2 separate regions of the Homo sapiens genome follow, and region 1 is linked to region 2. The links are chromatin contacts, found by Hi-C in ENCODE. All regions are on one chromosome and are shown on one strand. The core of a region is the stretch at or near the end of the contact, and the rest is flanking DNA. Distances in the headings are between cores, read along the strand shown. Region 1 has its middle 46 kb from the start of LINC02513. Region 2 overlaps DTHD1 (death domain containing 1).

Region 1 (6,688 bases), core at 4,160-6,659, 2.0 Mb before region 2:
TGTAAAATGGACCAATCAGCAGGATGTGGGTGGGGCCAGATAAGGGAATAAAAGCAGGTTGCTCCAGCCAGCAGTGGCAACAGGCTCGGGTCCCCTTCCACACTGTGGAAGCTTTGTTCTTTCACTCTTTGTGATAAATCTTGCTGCTGCTCACTCTTTGCATCTGCACTGCCTTTATGAGCTGTAACACTCACTGTGAAGGTCTGCAGCTTCACTCCTGAAGCCAGAAAGACCACAAACCCACCAGAAGGAAGAAACTCCAAACATGTCGGAACATCAGAAGGAACAAACTTCGGACACGTCACCTTTAAGAACTGTAACACTCACCGTGAGATTCCATGGCTTCATTCTTGAAGTCAGTGAGACCAAGAACCCACCAATTCCGGACACACTTCCATGGTGTGGAAGTTTTGTTCTTTCACTGTTCATAATTAAATCTTGCTGCTGCTCAGTCTTTGGGTCCACGCTACCTGTATGAGCTGTAAAACTCACCGCGAGGCTTTGCAACTTCATTCCTGAAGTCAGCGAGACCATGAACCCACCAGGGAGGAACAAACAACTCCGGATGCACCACCTTTAAGAGCTGTAACACTCACCATGAGGTCCTTGGCTTCATTCCTGAAGTCAGCGAGACCAAGAACCCACCAGAAGGAACCAACTCTGGACACAGAGGAGCATTGTAATGGTGACCTAACACTATCATTTTGCGGATGAGAATGCGTTTAATTTGTCTTTTTAAACAGCTATGTTGGACTTATTTTATATGCATGTGCTTAATTTGCATGCTGCCCCCCAGGCGATGCAATACCTCGAAGAAATGAACAGAACAGCAGTAAGCACTGATCTGGTAAACTCTACAGGGTGCTTCCTTAGGAAAGGAAGTACTGCCTTCCTCCAAGCAGGCTACGAAGGTCTAGAACTGTGAAGTCACCCTAGCTATATAGTGGGTTGAGAAATACTACAAAAGGAAATTCTAGCACTTTCATTATTGCTTTTCAGTAGGTAAATTAAGATTCACTTGGGAATGCTTATAAAAAACATGCATCTCCTGGTTTCTAATCTCACCCCATCCTCTGTGATTTGGTGAGTCTGACCAAAGCCACCAGCTATTTTGATGCAGGAGGTGGTGCACTGACTATTCTTTGAGAAACACTGCTTTGGAAGAAGGAGATGTGCCATGCCATTCTCAGAGTAGCCATCATCCCTTTCCCTCTTACAATCTTTTACTTTAGATGTGGCAACAGTAAAGTCATAATGAATTCATGATCTGTGTTCCGGGGTAGACAGAGCAATAACTTCAGTGTCATTTTGGAGTAGAGATCCTCTGATCCTGGAGAAGTGGGTGGCTGGTTCTGCTAAGAGAGCTTGCATTAAAGGGTAGGTCAAAATTTTGCTTGTTTTTTTTTTTTTTTTTTTTTTTTTCGGGGAATGGGACGGGCCCTGGAAGGGTTCCCAGACTGTGGAAGAGAGGAGAAGCACATTGGCCACCAGCTGTTCTGGAAGAGTGACTCATCCGCCTATGTGGCATCAACAGAGGGTGGTGGAATCACTCCCTTGACCATGGGGGGCGATGGGGAGGTGGTGGGTGTGGTTAGAGAGTGCAGAGCACTGTGAGGAGTGGTGCATTCCAGAGGGGAACCAGACCCCCTGCAAGGGTGCCAATCTGTGCCCTCAGTCTCCTTGGCAGCTGATGAAGGAGGGAGAGGGAGGGGGCAAAGGAACAACTTCATCAAGACCACAGAGGCACTATTTAGTCATTGGTACTAAAAGTCTTGTGTCCGCTATCCTTGGACTCACCCTTGCCTCCTTTTCCTCACCTCTAAACCCAGTTGCTAAATCTGGTCAATTCTACCACTTCGATGTCTAGTAGCTATTCCCTTTGTCTCTCTTCCCTTTCCCCCATGACCTATCATGTACCTTCCCCTATCTCCATATTCCCACCACAATGACTTGAGCTCAAGGCCCTATCATTTTTCGTTTGGACCTAGTAGGCACTTCACTTTCATTGTTCTGCTGCTTATCTTCCTCTGTCCACTGCGTCCTTCATCCAGCCACCAATGCGTTCTCTCCAAAATTCAAATCTAAGCATATGATTATCTTAAAATCCACAGCTTGCCATGACTCTGTGGTTCTTAAACCCTAGTGTGCATCAGAATCACCTAGAGGGCTTCTTAAATCCCAGAATACCAGGCCTCATCTAGAATGCTCTTCCCTCTTCCACAGTTCCCTCTTTCTCCTGCTGAATTCCTCAGTCAAGCCTTCTCTATTTCATCCACCTCCACCTCCACCATCATCATCACCATTATCATCACCAACACATATTGAGTGATTACTGGCTCCATCCCACCGAATCCTCAAAAAAAAAAAAAAAAACCATGGCAATAGGGAACATGATTCTCCCTATAGCATATAGATAATAAAACTGGGGCTCAGCTAGGTCTAGAAACTTGCCCAGAGTCACATAGCTAGTAAATGGTGGAGCCAGGATTCAATCCTGGCAGGCTGACTCCAGTATTGAGGCTCCTAGCCCCTGAACCTACTGCCTCATCCAAGCAGAGCCTTCCTTCCTCAAAACACTCCTCCCTGTCATTTACATATGGAAACACACATACCCTAGAATGTGATGTCTCCCTTACCAGAGTGAGTTATTCAAGGGTGGGTCTTTCTTTCTTTCTTTCTTTTTGAGAATCTGGCTCTGTCGCCCAGGCTGGAGTGCAGTGGCATGATCTCAGCTCACTGCCACCTCCATCTCATGGGTTCAACCGATTCTCATGCCTCAGCCTCTGGAGTAACTGGGATTACAGGTGTGCGCCACCATACCCGGCTAATTTTTGTATTTTTGTAGAGACAGGGTTTCGGCTTGTTGGCCAGGCTGGTCTCAAACTCCTGATCTCAAGTGATGCTCCCCCACCTGCCCGCCACGGCCTCCCAAAGTGTTGGGATTACAGGCGTAAGCCACAATGCCCAGCCTCAAGGGCGGGTCTTTATCTTTATTTCCTATGCCTAGCACCTAGAGGGTACTAATCAATGTTAATTGTTAATTACTTGTGCTAGAGTGTTTGCAAATAAAAGGTAAATTTTCTGATGGGTTCTTGGGCCATACGAAGTGAGAACTGTACCAGAAGATTGTAAGTTCCTTATATAGATATCATTTTATATTGCAGATACATAGATACCTCTATGATGATATATACCAATGATACACAGGTATCATCTTATATTAGGGGAAATCCCGTGAGGGGTGGCGATCCAAAGATTATTGCCATCTCTCTTAGTGGGTCCACATCTTATCCATTTCCATCTCAGCTACTCTGAATACTTCTCTAACTTATTCAGAGTGAAGGGAGTTTTTACCCCAGAGCAGAATGAAAGCAGAGATGCCTAAATGGTAGTTTTACAGGAAGCTTTGGTTAACGTCTTTTCTACTGGTCTAGAAAAATACCCTAGGAAGTCACCATTTTAAACAAACAAACAAAAAAAATCACAGGAACAGGTGCATTAGAATACAAATCTCATGTGTATTTGGAACCAAGACCAACGTTTTCTGTACATAACCACCATCAAAAAAAGAATATCAGTTGTCTTCTATATCCAAATCCAAAGTGCAGGCAAACATCAGCTTTTGGTTCTTCTCTGTTTTCCTTTGAATGACACTATTGCCAGCCAGCCCTCGGGGTTCTCCACTGCTGCAGTTTTGAAACTTTTCTTTCCCAGGTTAAGAAACTAAAGTTGTAATGGAGAAAGAAATGGGAGAAAGCTACATCCCAGAGCAGAGGTGACCTGCCAGCACTCTAAAGTTATTCTAGACCTAGTACAGGCTCAAGCTTAGGACATTTGTTTCTTTTCCACCTGACTTCAAGGAGCTTGTCAAAGCGCAGCCTAAGTTAACAGGCTCTGTCAATGTGAGTACCAGAAGCCAGGCCGCCACCTGCGCTGTTCCAGAAGCCAGGGATACAATGAAAAAACACAAACGTTTCTCCCCATTTTGCTGTATACATTCCAATTCTTTCGCTAGGGACTGTACAAAATCCTGTCTTCTCTGGCAGGTTTCAGGTGGAGGTCCTGGGATGCTTGGACCCAGGACGGCCCATAGTGCGGGCCTCTGCGTCCTCTCCCCCTCACATAGGGGCAGAGGCCAGGAGGCCTGGATCCTTCCCCAGCAACCGTGTGGAGGTTTTTACTTCCTCTGATCCAGGGGACACATGTAATCTTTTTCTACAACTCCCTGAGGCTGGTTTTTCCCACCCTACAAATCAGTAAGCATAAATTTTTGCAGAGAAGCCTGGAGCCATGGGTCCTAAGCATTCAGGCAGCCAAAAAAATTAAATTTTCAACCGGAGCCGGGTAAGGACACATGGTCTCAAACGTTTCCTGCCCAATTGGAGCCGCTTTCCTCCTCTTGCACACTTGCTCCCCCTACTGCCTGACGCTGGAAGTGCAGGCCTGGCTCCGAGGCAAGCTTGAACGCCCCAGCTCGGTCCTGGGATGGCCAGGGTGAAAGCCAGCAGAGCAGAGAGGTTGCCAAAAAAAAAAAAAAAAAGCAATAGTACATCTTTCATAATTCTCCCACTGCTCTGGGGAAGGCACTAAGCTAAGTCTTTTCTTTACATTTGAAGAATAAACTCTGTAATAAAGATTGAATAAAAGTCTTCCCTGAATAAAGTTTTGCCAAATAAGTTAAAGTTAGGTCTCCCTTAAGGGTTCAATAAATGAAAAGAACTTCAGTTTTAGATTCAGACCTCGTGAAATCCCCAAGCCCCTTTGGATTTCAGACCCTTGGAACGCAGATCCAGGTTTTGCGCCTTTATGTGATGCGTGAACTTGGACATCTTATTTAATCTTTTTGAGCCTGAGTTTCTTTAACTGTAATTTGGGCATAATCATATTGTTGGTCTCATAGTGTTGCTGTAGAACGTAAATGAAAGAATGTGAATGCATGAGAAAAGACTTTTACAACATAAAAATAAATGTGAGCTGTTTCCCTTCCAATCCAACGCACACACACCCCTTTTCCATCTATCTAAGTGGAAATGGCCGTCGAGGCAACCTAAACCCCTAAAAAAGGAAGTAGGGCAAGGAAAGCCCGGTCACAAACAGGAAGTAACAGAAATGCCACTGAGAAACATTCAGGCAGAAGAAAGAAAGAAAAACAGTCCTAGGCTGTGTTTTTGAAGATCAAGTTAGATTTAGTTAATGATTTGGGGCGTTGCCAGCCCGACTTGACCCCCTAAATAGGGGGTTTTCAGAGATGGTTAGGAAATTCTTGACCTCGATTTGACCTCACGAATGGGAATTCTCACTCTGCAGTTGGTAGGTTCCTGCCTTTTTAAATGTAGGTCTCTCCTCCTTTTCCCCTGCGGCCATAGGAGGGGCCGAGCGCTCAGCCGGCTGGGAGGAGCTGGGGCTCCGCCTGCCCTCCCTCGCCGTGGGGAGCCGCCCTGCAGCGCCTCTCGGGTTACTGCCTCCCTTCCTGGCTTCACAAACTCGCCACATGGTAGGTTGGCTACTTAAGGGAATGTAAGAAAAAGCACTCAAGTGACGGCATACAAAGAAGTTTTACAGCTCTGGAGATTATGTCAGATTTTCCTTCCTAATTTCTCCTTAGAGGAGACAAAATCCTAGATTTTTTTTTTTTTTTTGAAGGAAAGGGGAAAAAAAACGCAAAACGAAAGGGAAACATATTAACATATCAGGACACATTGTGCTGTTTATTCTCTTGTTTTTCTTTTCTCATTTTTGAAAGCTCTTTCAAGAATCTTACCGCCTTTCTTGTCTTTTCCTTAATTTTGTGTGTTTTTAAGGTGGGGAAGGGAGAGGATTAGAAGCCTGTGAATTTTGTCAGGACAAGGCCTTCCTAAGCTTTTCATTTGTTTGCAGAACCAGAGTTCCTTCTCTGGTCCAGATGAAGAGACTAGTTCCTACCTCCTTCGCCTATACCTCTTATTAAAGGACCCCTCCAACCCTTGTCAAAATGCTTGGTGAAAGTGAGAGTTGGAAAATCAAGAGATCCACATCCATCCTTTGAGTGACCCTAGTCTGCAGACAGTGTCAGAGAGACAAATACAAATATTCTTAAGATGGTATCATGTCCCATCTTAGGCTTGGTTGTTTTTCAATGGCCTCCAACTGTACACTTGTTACAGGAAAGGGGTCCCCATCTAGACCCCAAGAGAACGTTCTTGGATCTCACACAAGAAAGAATTCAGAGTGAGACTGTAGACTAAAATGAAAGCAAGTTTATTAAGAAAGTAAAGGAATACACTTTGGGAGGCCGAGGTGGGCGGATCATCTGAGGTCAATAGTTCGAGACCAGCCTGGCCAACATGGTGAAACCCATCTCTACTAAAAAAAAAAAAAAAGAAAAAGAAAAATACAAAATATTCGGGTGTGGTGGTGCACGCCTGTAATCCCAGCTACTAGGTGGCTGAGGCAGGAGAATTGCTTGAGCCCAGGAGGTGGAGGCTGCAGTGAGCTGAGATCATGCCACTGCACTCCAGCCTGGGTAACAGAGCCAGACTCTGTCTCAAAAAAAAAAAGACAAGACAGGAAAGGAATAAAAGAATAGCTACTCCGTAGACAGAGCAGCCCCAAGGGCTGCTGGTTGCCCATTTTTATGGTTATTTCTTGATGATATGCTAAACAAGGGATGGATTATTTATGCCTCCCCTTTCTAGAGCACATAGGGTAA
Region 2 (6,699 bases), core at 3,967-6,466:
CAGCACAAATCCACAGAGAAGTAAGATTGCTGTGGAACAAAATAAGAACAGAGTTTAGAGCAAGAAGTGCTGACCAATAGTGGTCTCACTTGGAGGTAAATACAGAAATTCGATTTGGAAACAAAATCAGGCTACTACCAATCATGGAAGCAGTGTAGTTCTGTAGCTTTGTTTAGCTCAGATCTTTGCTTCAAACCCATGCACATTTTTTTATGCAGCCAGCTTTATATTTTGCTTCTTCATTATTTTTTCAGTTGCTTGCTTCTTAGAAAATCACTCTTTCATAACATCAATCTCTTTATAGTTTTTTCAAGGGGAGGGGGGATTGATAAATTTCTCAGTCCTTGATTGGACAAAAGAAGACAGCTTTAGGCCCCTGGTAACCAGATGGATGAATTCAAATAACTCCAAAGAATCTAAGGAGTGGAGACAGATAGAAGGAAGGGGCATCCAGGAATGTGTACAGATATAAAGTGGGCAAAGATCTAGATATTTCAGAAAATATAAATGGAATATATATGGAAGCAGTGAAGAAAAATTATCAAAAGCAGTCTGGAATAGATAAATCTGATTTCTAAATGCATGTCTCTATCTTCATTTTTTACCTACTAAATGGGCAAAGTAGGTGCACCACATGAGGTTGCCATGAGGATTAAATGACGTAATGCACATAAAGCACTTCAAACATGCAAGCGCTCCATAAATCTAAATAATCGTTAAAATGCATAAGACTTTGCTCAGTATTCCAAGTAATTTTGTCAAGAGCAGATATCCTTGACCCATAAATGCAGCTACGTGGAAGACGCTATTACTTCTTAAAGCAGCTCAACAAATCAAAGAAAGATATACAGCATTGCCAGAACTTGCATTAATATTAACCTCCTCTCTTTATTGTTCCACTTTTAGATTATAATACCCACAGGTTTTGTCACTCCACTTTAATCCTGTCCCTATTTATTCCTGTGCCTATTTAACTCTTAGCATAATTCTTTCTAGGTTATTATAGCAGATTTAAAAAAATCCTGGGCCAGGCGCGGTGGCTCACACCTGTAATCCCCGCATTTTGGGAGGCCAAGGCAGGTGGATCACCTGAGGTCAGGAGTTCGAGACCAGTCTGACCAATATGGTGAAACCCTGTCTCTACTAAAAACACAAAAATTAGTCAGGCGAGGTGGCAGGCACCTGTAATCCTAGCTACTTGGGAGGCTGAGACAGGAGAATTGCTTGAACCCAGTAGGCAGAGGTTGCAGTGAGATGAGATCATGCCACTGCACTCCGGTCTGGGTGACAGAGCGAGACTCCGTCTGAAGAAAGAAAAAAAAAAAAAAAGAAAAACAAATCCTTGTTTTGGTTTGGCTTTTTGGATCATAGCTAGAAATAGTTTTTCCAATAGAAAGAGTAATCTGAATGTTTCTGGGAAAGGCCTGGACAGCCACACACAAAATGTCACCCTCCCAGGTCTTGCCACAGTGTGTGAAATCCTATTAGTCATTCCTTTAAAGTCATGAAAGGCTTCTGCTAAATGCAACTGCTAGATGGGAAGAAAACAGGTAAGGCTTCTGTCAGCTATTAAAACTCCACCTTCAATTGCTTTTTCAATTTCCCCAGCATGCTTTCATTTATTCATTAAAGAGTTCAGCAAAACATTATTGAATGCATCCTCGGGGAAGGGATTACAAAATTGAATGAGCAGTGCTCTCAACCCTGAGGAACTCAGTCTCAAAAGCAGACAGTAGAGTATAATGTTAGGAGTGTTGCCATTGAAATCAGACAAACTTGGTTTCAAACAGTAGTTTTGCCATTTCCCCTTGGGGAAAACCTCTATATGCTTCAGTTTCTTAAATGAAGAAACTTTTATTTAAGGTTTTTTTTTTTTTCAATAAATAAGTTAATGTGTAAATGCTTTGTCAAGTTACTAGCAGGGAATAATTTAGTAGGTATTCATCATTATTATCATTACCATGATTTTTATATAAATAAAAATTATAATGGACCATATGTTTATATATATAATATATATGTTATATATATATTCAAAGTGCTTTAGTTACAGATACAGTGCAGTGTCTAATACTTCCTGGAAAACTTAAAGACTGCTCCTAAAGAGGGGATAATAGGGTTAAGTGTGGAGTCATTGCTGTCACAATGGCAGCCCGTGGGAAGAGTCTTGAAGAGAAGTGAGGCTTTAAGTAGAACTGGAGCAAAATATGTTAGTTGGGGAAATGTAATATAAAAAGGTTATGACGATGAGCTGTGGGAGTTTGCAATGGGCCCTATATGCCACGGTAACTGGCTTGGACTTTTAATCAATAGACATCCAATGAGAAGTTTTGGAAGAGTGATGAAATCATATTTGTTTTTGAGAAAAATCAAGCTGTCAATTGTGAGGAAGGCAGCCTAAAGCAGATAAGGGAACTAGTGATAGGCCTCCAAGGAAAATGTTGCTATCATCTGTGTGTTAAGGCAATATTAGAGGGACTGAAGATGAAATGCAAGTTTAAACAACACTTCCAAAGTAAAATCAACAAACACTGTATTATATCACAGGACAGTAGCTCAAACCAGTGTACTGAGAGCAACCTTGGAAATCCCCTTCACGACTTCCTCTATCTGCCAATATTCTCCTGCCACCCAGTCCCACACACATTCACTCTATCACCAAGACCTGTTGATCTCAAATCCTGAATCTCTCTCTAACTCTGTTCTTTTCTTGCTATCTTTACTGTCATGATCTTACATAGGCTATCACACTGTCTTCTGTGGACTATTTCATTAGCTCTTTATTTTACTATTGCTAAGCTCATCCATTTCTAGTTTATCCTTATAGGCTGTCGTAGTAATGTTGCTAACAAAACTTGATCATATCACTCTCCTAGTTAAAATTTTCCAATGGCTTTCCAATGGCTTTAGCTGTTACTCAAAAGATAAAAGATCAACTTAATTATAAACAAACCAGATACCTATTTCTCCATCCTCAATTATGGCCATACCAGTTTCAAGAGTATCAGTAGATGAGAGATTTTGTTGTTTACTCAAAAACTAAGGGTCTCTGGTTTGCATGTGCTCTCTATGTCATGAAATCAATCACAGTTTTTTGGTGAATTTTGACAGAAAGCTTGCTACCACAACTACAGAGTCATTTAGTTAATCTAAGTAAGGAATTAAAGGCCCTCCATAATCTTTCCCCAGCTTATTTCCAACATGACATTTCCAAATCTTCCCCTGAAGAAACAGGTGCATTCATCATCCTTTCTCGGAACACGTCTTGTGCTTGACCACTTCAAAGTTTCTACTCATGCCATCTCTCTTGTGTGAAACTCATTGCCCCTTTCTCTCTTCCTCTCCAGACCCTAAACATTCTCTGCAATCATTTTGCTCCCTGAAGCACCCGCAAGTCACCTCAGTCCACAGCGTTCACCCCCTTCTCTGAAATGCCCTAGCATTTAACATCTTACTATTCATTTGCAATTAACAATCAGTTCCTGCCTTTTGCTATTGCTGTATTGTTGTATTCAATTATTATTTATCTCTTGCTTTGTTTTATAACTTTTAAAGTTTTATACTTTATTTCCTAAACTGGACTGTAATCTCCTTGAAAGCTAGAATTTTGGCTTCTACTATTATTATTATCACTTTTAGGCCTTACAGAATATCTTGTATATATTAGGGATTTTGTGGTTGCTAAATTAACGTGTTGACTGATATAATACATCTACAGAAGAAAAAATAAAAACAAAAACAGTTGAAGTTCATAAACTAAAATCTGTTTGAGTTAATGAGCATAACTTTTTACTTATTAAATGTTACAGTTTTAAGAGAATAAGTGCAAACACATCAATGAAATTTTAATTATCAAATTTATTTAGATAGGCAGGAATATCTGTGCTTCCTTTGTAAAAGAAAAATCAAAAGCCCTATAACGATACAGTGCCCAATTCCTGTTTAGTTATACTGCCCTCTAAACAGAGAAAACCTTATCTTTTAAAGCCAAGAGTTGAAGGAGGAAGGAGGAGGGAGGCGTTGAGAGGGGCCAGAGAAGGAGAAAGGGGAGAAGGGACAGGAAAAAGAAGGTGCAGAGGAAGAGATAAGGGGAGGAGAGTGGAGGGGAAAGGAAAAAGAAAAGGGAAAGGGAACAAGAGAAAGGAATGGGGGGGAGGAGAAGGGAAATAATCTCTTCTCATTAAACTGGTTGTCAAAGTACTTTCCAAAAAAGAACACAGGATCCTGTTTCTGACTAAACCAGCTTTGTTCATTTTCCCCTCATGTTCCTCTTAGTGACATGGTCAAAATTGTGGCTTTGAAGGTCATTCTGGTTGCCTGTAGGAAAGTGGAACTGCAGACATGAGGATAACATGTAAGGGAGATGCATGGAGTGCCAGAGTTCTCCCTTCTCCATCCATCCTTCTCATTGGAAAGAGTGAGAAGATTTTGGAAACTTTTAGAGGTTAAAAAATTAACATAATATTTCTACTTACCAAGAACCTAGTGGCTTTCTTCTGTAATTGATAGGGGAAGGGACATGATGCACCAAACATGTTACTGGAATTAACTCTAGTATAGAAAGCATGACACTAAGTTATGGAAAACTTAACAATCACAATGTGGGCACTATTCCCTCAAAAACCACAGCAAGAACAAAGCAAAACAAAACAAAATCCTGATTTTTCTTATAGGAATTTCTTCTAATGTGCTCTTTCAATCTGCTTTTTAAAATACCTAGCAATAACATAATAAGTTCCATTTGATCCTTCAACCCTAATATAATTTTGTAAAATTACTGCAACTGAGAAGTCTGAGTAGAATTAAAATGCTTTTGGATGTAAACATTTTTTAATGGTTCAGAATCATCTCATTTATCTAGTCAAAATTGCTTTGGTATTTCATATTGGTGGAAAAAATAATATAGGAACAACATTATCCCTAGCAGAGCAGTGAGATGGTAATGAAATCCAAAGTGGTGAAAGTGGCGATTCTGACGAACTGATTCTTGCACTGCCATCTGCCTGCTTCCTCCCTTTGACACAGCAAGTTATTTAATGTGGTGAGAAAGAAAGTGTTGAAGCAGTATCATTATTTACTAGAAATCACATGTCAGGAGTTCAGTTTAAAAAAATAATAATCCAGGAAGTTCAGGCTAAGCAAAACTTGGGTCAACAGATGGCTTACGTAAATGTGTGGGTTAGGTTTTACTGGGAAACTCCAGCCTCGAATAGGTGACAGCAGTCAGATCTGGAGCCCTTCTTTCCTTCAAAACAAAACCTCTAAGTAGGAGGAAGGAGTCAAAAGCAGTCACAACCCAAGTTAGCACAAATAAGCAAATGGCATATAGTCACCTATCTGGCGTGACTTCAGACGCACGCACACATGCACAAAATATTCTCTCCACTCCCTTCCATCTAAAAAACCTTTGAGAGTTTTTTGAAACTTGCCTTGTTTCTGCCAAAATACAATTATGTGCAGTGTGAACTGAATTTACTTGAACATTTTGTGAAAGGAGAAAGGCTGAGGCACAACTTCAGAAAGATTTAGTGGTGAATCATTATTCTTTTCAGCCACATATTTTCAAATATATTGTTTGTGGGATCATTTTCAGAAGATTATATAGAATATGAAGTATCACCAGGACGCTTACTATCTTACAAACCTCATCATCTTTCTGTGGCCCTCACATGCGCACTGACCATCACAGCCTTCCTTCGAGTCCTTGACTTGAAATGCGTGCCCGTCTCGGAGTCTTGGAACTTGCTGCGTCTCCCACTTGGATGCTCTCCTGGCCATACAGGAAGGTTCTGGTCTCCGGTTGCTCCTCAGCTCGGTAGTCCCCTCCACAGTGAGGTCTTCCCTAGCTATCCCACCTACCAACTCACACCACCAATTCTGTCCATCTTCTAATGCTAATTTATTTTCTTCCTTGGCACTTCTCACTGTCCTCCTCACATTTTTGGTCCATAAAATGCAAGTTCTATTTATATATACCCATTCACTCATGTTTATTGAGCATCTAACTTATGCCTGACACCATTCTAGGTACTTGTGATTTGGCAGTGAACAAAAAATGTTCCCCGTCTTCACAGAGCTTACTTTCTAGTTATGGAAGAGAGGGTTTTTCTGCAAGAAATGTACAAATGAAGAAACACATGTAAAAACGGAGAAATGACTTAGAGGGAAAAAATAGGGCAGATTAAAGAGGATTAGGAATGTCAGGTTGCAGGGTAAGAGTAGATTGCAATGTTAGAGTCAGGGTAAACCACAGAGAGAAGGTGAAGTTTCAGCAAAGAACTGAAGGAGGTAAGGGTAACAGACATGCAGATATCTGATGGAAGAACATTCCAGCAAGGGGAATCACTAACACAAAGACCTAAAGCAGAAGCAGGTGTGGCATATTCCAAAAACTCAAGAGGGTCACTGTGGTTGAATAAGTGAGGAGGCGAGTAGAGCAGAGAATGCCTTGGAGTCAGTGAGGGCCAAGTTCACACAGAGCCTTTATTCTGATGGAAGCTGGGAGCCACTGAAGGGTTTGGGGCAGAGGCATGAGATGATTTGACTAATGCTTTAAGGCAGTAGTCCCCAACTATTTTGCCACCAGGAACCAGTTTCGTAGAAGACCATTTTTCCATGTTGGAGGGATGGTTTCAGGATGATTCAGGCAAGTTAAATTTATTGTGCTCTTTATTTCTATTATTATTATATTGTAATATA

What was found. A loop is a pair of places that touch in the nucleus more often than their neighbours do. Pooled maps may share reads with other maps.
Region 1: a map with no recorded cell type shows a loop between it and region 2 (14-fold over the local background). The contact joins two enhancer-like sites. A Hi-C loop is called at or near these places in 5 of 37 single-sample maps with no recorded cell type and 8 of 50 pooled maps.

The regions. Positions count from the first base shown.
Region 1 is chr4:38,317,737-38,324,424 of GRCh38, reverse strand. No RefSeq gene overlaps it. Among named protein-coding and RNA genes, the nearest start is that of LINC02513, 46 kb to the left of the region's middle. RefSeq lists enhancers at 5,495-5,995, 5,996-6,496. Within about 2 kb of position 5,409, at least 38 of the 41 ENCODE cell types and tissues checked have a DNase peak (open chromatin) inside an H3K27ac peak, as active enhancers do.
Region 2 is chr4:36,321,593-36,328,291 of GRCh38, reverse strand. All of the region lies in intron 8 of DTHD1 (death domain containing 1), which reads right to left. Among named protein-coding and RNA genes, the nearest start is that of DTHD1, 43 kb to the right of the region's middle. Within about 2 kb of position 5,216, at least 5 of the 41 ENCODE cell types and tissues checked have a DNase peak (open chromatin) inside an H3K27ac peak, as active enhancers do.